Linked DNA regions of Mus musculus: region 1 is linked to region 2. The links are chromatin contacts, found by POLR2A ChIA-PET in ENCODE. All regions are on one chromosome and are shown on one strand. The core of a region is the stretch at or near the end of the contact, and the rest is flanking DNA. Distances in the headings are between cores, read along the strand shown. Region 1 holds the start of Scyl1 (SCY1-like 1 (S. cerevisiae)). Region 2 holds the start of Ap5b1 (adaptor-related protein complex 5, beta 1 subunit).

Region 1 (3,236 bases), core at 467-2,966, 200 kb after region 2:
CAGAGGCTGGGCACTTACCTTCCCAGGGTTGCGCAGGGCAGCTGCCCGAGGTAGAGACCCATTGAAAACTTCCCAGATGAGGCAGCCCAAGCGCCACATGTCTGCTGACCTGCAGTAACCCAGAGCTGTTCAGGGCTCCCTAGAATATGCTAGTGCTGCCTCCAACCTGCTTTAGGTCCCAAGCACCCGCTGCATCCCAGACCCTGGCTGCGTCCCTGAACTGAGCCCTCCGCCCCAAGGAGTTTGTTTCATTAGCCCCATTTAACAAAGACACCAAAGCTCAGAGAAGGACAGACACCTGCCTCCAACACACAGCTTTCAAATCCAGAAGCACCGAACACCCAAACTCTGTCCCTCTTAGCCAACCACCTCCTCCTGAGATCCTGCTTCCCCTGCCAGGCAGGCAGCAAGGGAAGGGGTTTCCCAGCGGGTCTAGGGGTCGCCAGAGTCCAGGAGCCTCAGTGCGGGCAGATCAAGGTACGGTGACCTCGGGCACCCACCACTTCTCTCTGACTGCTCTGCTACTGCTGTCAGCCAGCTCCGGGGGATCATACTGCTCGAGCTCCGGGATCCCCTTGCTGGGTGGTCCCCCGCCGTTGCCCTGTGCCGAGTACATGTAGTCCAGACCCCCAAGTTTCCACTCGCCAGCCCTGTCCACAAACACAGCGGCCATGCAGACATTATTGTGGATGAGGTTGCAGTCGTTGACCAGGAAGCTGAGGGCTTTCACGATCTGGTGTAACCCCCATGACAGCTCCTGCTCCTTCAGGCCACCTGCTTCTGCTCGTGCCTTGAGGTATGTTCCCAGGGGGGTCACAGCCTCTGTCACGATGTGGAGGCACTTTTCTGTCTGAGTAAGAAAAGGGGTATCAGGGCACGGTGCCAGAAGAGGAAGGGAAGATGAGGGGCGTGACAGGGAAAGAGGCAGTGGAGAAGATACCAAATCTGAAGCTACTGAAGCACTTGGGTACAAAGTGAGGGCCTGAGGAGAGTAAGATGGGTAGATCGGGCGACAGGTACCTCCAACCCATCGATATAGGCCAGGATGTTGGGGTGTCGGAGAGTTTTGAGGCGTTTGAAGGCAGCTTTGGCCACCTGGGTCTGCTCTTCAGCTCCCGGTTTCACATCATACACGAAGATGGACACTGCGCTGCCTGTGGCCTGGTGGAGGACAGACAGAGCAACCTGAGAGGCACGGGCCGGGTGATCTCTCCAACCTGCCTGGGCTACAGCAGCTCCGAGCCCATCTCCAAAACAGAAGGGAAGGGACTCCAGCCAGTCTCGCCCTAGGACAGCCCTGAAGGAGCTAGCCAGGCCCACGTGACCCCCGTCCGGTTTGCTTGTCCGTCCCTCGGTCCTTCCGCCCGCCACGTCGTCACTGCTCGCCCCGCTCCCCAGCCCGTTGCCGGGATTCTCGGTCGCCGCCACGTCAGGCCCGGCGCGACACAGCGAAGCCGGCATACATAGTAGGAAAGGCCGAGGTCGGCCGCGGCCTTCGGAGCAGCGCAGTATCTCACCTTTTTGCGGCCTCGGTGCAGGATCCAGGGCCCGGGCGGCCCGCCTTCGGGGGGCTCAGGGCTCAGCTCGAACGGGAAGTCCCGGACCGGGTCCCGGGCAAAGAACCACATCGTCGCCGCCGCCACGGGCTCGGGAGCCTCCACTCCGGGTCCTCCGGCCGCCCGAGCCGGGGCGGGGCGGGGCGAGGGCGGAGCCAGTCTGGTCTATGGGCGGGGTTTGAGTTGGGGCGGAGCTTTAGGGTGGGGCCTTGCGGGAGTGAGGCTGGACTGAAGGCAGACCTCCCTGGGCAGGGCGGAGCGTGACCGGAAGGGTGAGCCAAGATGGTCATCTGAATGCTCCCAACTTGTGGCCTTGTATAGATAGAAAAATTGAGTGTGATAGAGAGTAGTGAGTGCAACCGTTGTAGAATGAAGAGGGGAGGGGTTCAGGAAGTGAGCGTGACAATAGGGCCTATCTAAACCTGGGGGGGCAGGGGTGGAAAGAGATGGGGAGATAGAAAAGAAAGGCTACTAGTGGCAGGCAGTATGATTGGAAAGTAATAGTAGTGAGGAGAATGGTTATTGCTCTCATTTTTTAAGATATATTTATTTTATGTATATGACTACACTGTAGCTGGCTTCAGACACAACAGAAGAGGGCATCGGATTCCATTACAGATGGTTGTGAGCTGCCATGTGGTTGCTGGGAATTGAACACAGGACCTCTGGAAAAGCAGTCAGTGCTCTTAACCCCTGGTCTCTCCAAACTCCAATGGTTATCTCTTAAGCCAAACGCTCCTTCAACAGGCAATGGGCAGATTTGGGGTTCAGCGAGGAATTTAGTTACTACAATAAAGGTACTTGAGACCTTGAGAGTGGGGTTGAGGTGGAGATAGGCAAGGGGTGACACAAATGTCCTGAGAGGTCTGGGAAACTGTTGTTAGAGAAGTATGTCCAAAGTGGACATGGGTGCTGGCCAGAGTCCTGCAGGAGCTTGAAGCTGGGAATGATGTTTGAGTCACTGAGCTGAGCTGGCAGTTGGAACATGGCAAAGCCAGGAATAAACCTTTTCTTCCAGAATGTCTCTCAGCACCCTCTGTTGGCCCACAACCTCCTATAACTCCAGTTTTAGGAGCGCCAATACCCTGTGATAGTTTGTATATGGTTGGCCCAGTGTACTCCTATTAAGAAAATACCTCTGTGATGGTTTGTATATCCTTGGACCAGGGAGTGGCACAATCTGGAGGTGTGACCTAATGGGTGTGTCATTGTAGGTGTGGGTATAAGATCCTCACCCTAGTTGCTTGGAAGTCAGTCTTCCACTAGCAGCCTTTGGATGAAGACATAGAAATCTCAGCTCCTCCTGCGCCATGCCTGCCTGGATACTACCATGCTCCCACCTTGATGATAATGGACTGAACCTCTGAACCTGTAAGCCAGCCCCAATTAAATGTTGTTTTTTATAAGACTTGTCTTGGTCATGGTGTCTGTTCACAGCAGTAAAACCCTGACTAATACAGAAGTTGGTACCAGAAGTGGGGTATTGCTGTGATAGGCCTGACCATGCTTTTATTTGAAAGAATGTGGATTTTGGGACTTTGGATTTGGAAAGCAGTAGAATGCTTTAAATGAGGCTTAATGGGTCATCCTAGTAGGAATATGAAAGATTTTGTTGCTGGGAGTGATTTGAACTGTGTTGACCTGGCCCAAGAGATTTCAAAGGAGAAGATTTTCAGAATG
Region 2 (3,656 bases), core at 407-2,906:
CACACACAGTTCTGGAAACCACACATGCCACCTCAAAGAACCAAAGCCCAGGGAGGCTGGAGGCTGGCAGAGGCTACAGCATCAGAAGCTTGGGACACAGCCAGAGTTGGACTCCCTGACCCCTGGAAGCCCCTCCCCTCAACTGTAACAGGGTTTAATAATCCTTTCTGGCTACCGAGAGCTGGGACACCAGACCTGCAGTTATCAGCGCCCTCTGGGCCTCAGACAGGGCAACCAGACAGGCTCCTACTCCAACCTGCCTTCCCAGCCCAGGGCTGCTCTCACCCTGGCCTCTTTCATCTTGGGCCTAATTAGCCGGGCGCCCCACCCCAAAGCTTCTTAAACAGGAGTCATCACTCCCAATTTATAGATGGGGAAACTGAGGCACCTAGAGGGAAGTGGTTTAGAGCTGTCGCCTGTGAGTCAGCTGTGGAGCCAGAGCCCAGAAGAGCAGAGACCAGGTCTTCTAGCTCCCCGTGCCTCCCCCAACGCCCCCATGTCTCCATTCTCTCTTCTTCTACCCTTGTTCTGGGGGCCCAGGCAGTCTTCTTTTTAGGACCCTACCTCACCACTCTCATCTGCAGCCAGGTCAGGATAAGGGGCTAGGAAGGAACTTGGGCCACCCAAAGGGACAAAGACAAAGAAATAGCCAGAGGCTAGCAATGGGGGCTCAGGTGTTTCATCTTCAAAGTGGCTAGCAGGAGGCTTTATAGGACGGTGAGTATGAGATTTGGACGACAGAAGGTCTGAGCCCCTGAAACTAGCGGGCCAGTGAGCACCCACAGCCTGGGACTCGCCAACAAGCCCAGATACAGTCCTCTGGACTCTAGTAGGTAGCGTGTGTACTACTTGGCCAGAAGTCTGGCAGCCCGGCCGTTGTCTTCTCAAGCCTTGGTTTCTCGGTTCATATTAGGTGTGTTACGAGCTGAGTGACCCTCCAGGCCCCGCCAACACGCACACCTAGAGTCAGGATCCCGTTGTGTTTCGGCTTCGCTGCGTCTTAAGGTCCCGCCCTGCTCGCTCTACTCTAGCGCGCCCGACCCCTGTAGGCAATCCGTGCGACTTCGGGCAAAGGTCAGCAGCTACCATCCGGCTGCGACCCTGGCCCCGGGTCCTCGCCTCCAAGCAGAGCGAGGTGGTCCCCCCCAGCACCCCCGACGCCAGGTCAGCGTTGAGGACGCCAAGCCAAGCCCTGCGGCGCCGGTTCGACCGGTCCCGCAGTGACCCACGCCTTGCTCTTCCTGCTCTGCCCTGGGACTGCGCCTCGCGCGCCACCCAGCGGCCGCCCGAAGACCCGCATTCAAGCAGCCGGGCCAAGCGCGCAGTCACCGGGCCCGGGCGGGAGGACTGGGGGACGCGCTGGCCGCCTTCCCGATCTGCCCAAGCCGCTGTTCTGCTCCAGGGCCTGGGAACGCAGTTCCATCGGGGAGCGGACCGGGAGCCCGGCCCACCAAACCCCGCCCCTGCCCGTGCCTGCGGCAGTTTCGGGGCAGGGGGCCTGCACGGCGAGACAGTTACTCAGACCTGGCGAAACCGGCGAGTCGGCACCTGCCGGCCTGGCGGGCGTGGCAGGCGGAGGCTCCGTTACGCCCCGCCCCCGGGCTCGCCCCGTCCCGGCCGCCCACGCGCCGAGCGCCGCGCCCCGCCCCGGCCCGCGCCGCCAGCCTGCCAGCCCGGAAGGAGCCGACCGAGCGCCCGCGGCAGCTGACTCAAGCGGTGAGAGAGGCCGACCCGTTACCACGGGCGCCAGGGGCGCGAGCGACGCTGTGGTTTCGATGCCCTTCGTAGGCGGGAGGCTTAATGAGCTCTCCGCACGCACCTTCTGGGCACCCCCACCCCGATCCTGCGGGTCCTATCCTGCAGGGGCCCGGGCTGTTGCTTCCGGCATTATCTCCGAAGCCTCCAGAGTTCATCTCGGGACCTAGGCATTGGGGGGCGGGGAGGGGTCTGCAAGACGGCCCTAGGGTAACAGCAGCCCCTCGGGAAGGTGGAGGACCTGGGCGCCCTCTAGTGGCCGTAAAGGCCTGCGCGTCGTCCTCGCCTCGGTGTCTGATGCTCTCTTCCCTTTACAGAGAAGTGGATGACTGACCATGGGGCCCCTAGGTCGAGAAGCCTGGGCCCAGCGCCTGGGGGCCTTCCGAGCCAGCCCATCCGCCTTTCTGGCAGGTGCCGAAGGTGAGGATTTGGGTCGCGACCTGTTGAGTGACCTAAGGAGTGAAAAGCTAAGCGAGCAGACCAAGGTAGGTCCTGCCCGTGTGCCCTGCCGTGGTCCATATGGTTGCTTCATACTACCGCATGCTGAACTCAACGAGTTCCTCTTAAATCCCCCATCTCAGGTTTCCTTACTGACACTGAGCTTGGAGTACTCTGATAAACTTTGGCCTGATGCACCTGCCGCGGAGGCTGCTGCCACTTCCCTGTTGGACACGCTTGTCCTCCTGCCCACAAGACCTTCAGCTCTCCGGAGGCTCCTGTTGTTGGCAGCCACTACAGCCCTGGTGTCAGGAGATGCTCTCGGACCCACTTCGGGAGCTTCCTGCCGGCTTCTGCCCTTACTTCTTGGCTTAGCTTCAGGCCGAGACTTGGGACGAAGCTTTGGAACCCCTTCAGAACAGCGCCATCTACAGGCCACAGCCTGTGAATGCCTTGGAGAACTTGAGCGCTGTAAGCCTGGGCTGCTGGCCGGCGCCCTGGGGATGCTGCGGAGCCTCCCAGGGCAAACAGGTCCCATCCAGCCTGTCAGCCTGCTTCTGGCCCTTGTTCTACACGACACCTTGGTGGTACAGTCCAGGTCTGGGGCTGGCCTGCAAGGCCTGCTGGTGGCTGAGGACTTCTCCACTGGGAGTTGTCCCTGGGACTGGACCCTGGCTGAGGAATGGGATGCCCATCTTAAGCCCCAGGGGCCCAGCTGGCCCACAGCTGGGGAGGAGGAGCGTGGCTTTCCGGTTCTAGAGCCCAGCCCCGAGGACGCCCGAGAGCTGAAGGCTGCCGTGGCCCAGCTTCTGGACACTTCCTATCTGCTCACTCCTGTGGCTCAGGCTCAACTTCTGTGGCTGTTGGGCTGGGCCCTCCGGGGTCTTCGGGGACAGCCACCAGTGCTTTTCAAGCCACAGCTGGTTCGGCTGCTGGGCACGGCACAGCTGACACTGTTACACTCAGTTCTGTCTCTGAAGGCGGCCTTTGGCGAGGCCCTGTTCACTGCACAGGATGAAGCTCTGCTCCTCCGCAGGCTCACCTTGGGAGCCCAGCACCCAGCTTTACCCTCGCCCACACACCTCTTTTACCTGCATTGCATCCTGAGCTTCCCCGAGAATTGCCCACTAGGTCCAGAGGGGGAAGAGGCTGCCCCGCTGCTGTTGGGGCCCCAGCTGTGCCGGGGCCTCATGCCCAGTCTCCTTCATGACCCAACGGTTCTCCTGGCCCGCCTGCATTTGCTGTGTCTGCTCTGTGCTGACGATGAGGAAGAGGAGAAAGACCAGACTCAGGGCCCACAGTGGTTCCTACAGGAGGTGCTGGCTGGGCTACAGCAAAGGGCAGCCCTGGATGGTGGTCCCCGGGCCTTGGCCACTCTCTGTTTCCAAGCCTCATACCTTGTTACTAACTGCCTGACTAGACACTCCACAGTACAGACATTTTTGATCCGCGGACTGGCCCAA

The links. ChIA-PET counts read pairs that join two places held with the same protein, here RNA polymerase II (POLR2A).
Region 1: POLR2A ChIA-PET joins it to region 2 with 12 read pairs in Patski. The contact joins the promoter of Scyl1 here to the promoter of Ap5b1 in region 2. POLR2A ChIA-PET finds 5 or more read pairs at or near these places in 3 of 5 experiments (Patski and embryonic stem cell).

The regions. Positions count from the first base shown.
Region 1 is chr19:5,769,703-5,772,938 of GRCm38, forward strand. It overlaps Scyl1 (SCY1-like 1 (S. cerevisiae)), which reads right to left and starts at 1,717. Exons shown (of 17, transcript NM_023912.3): 1 at 1,518-1,717; 2 at 1,021-1,161; 3 at 501-850; 4 at 19-109. The coding sequence starts at 1,628.
Region 2 is chr19:5,566,368-5,570,023 of GRCm38, forward strand. Ap5b1 (adaptor-related protein complex 5, beta 1 subunit) reads left to right here and starts at 1,657. Exons shown (of 3, transcript NM_001362046.1): 1 at 1,657-1,716; 2 at 2,073-2,240; 3 at 2,337-3,656. The coding sequence starts at 2,091.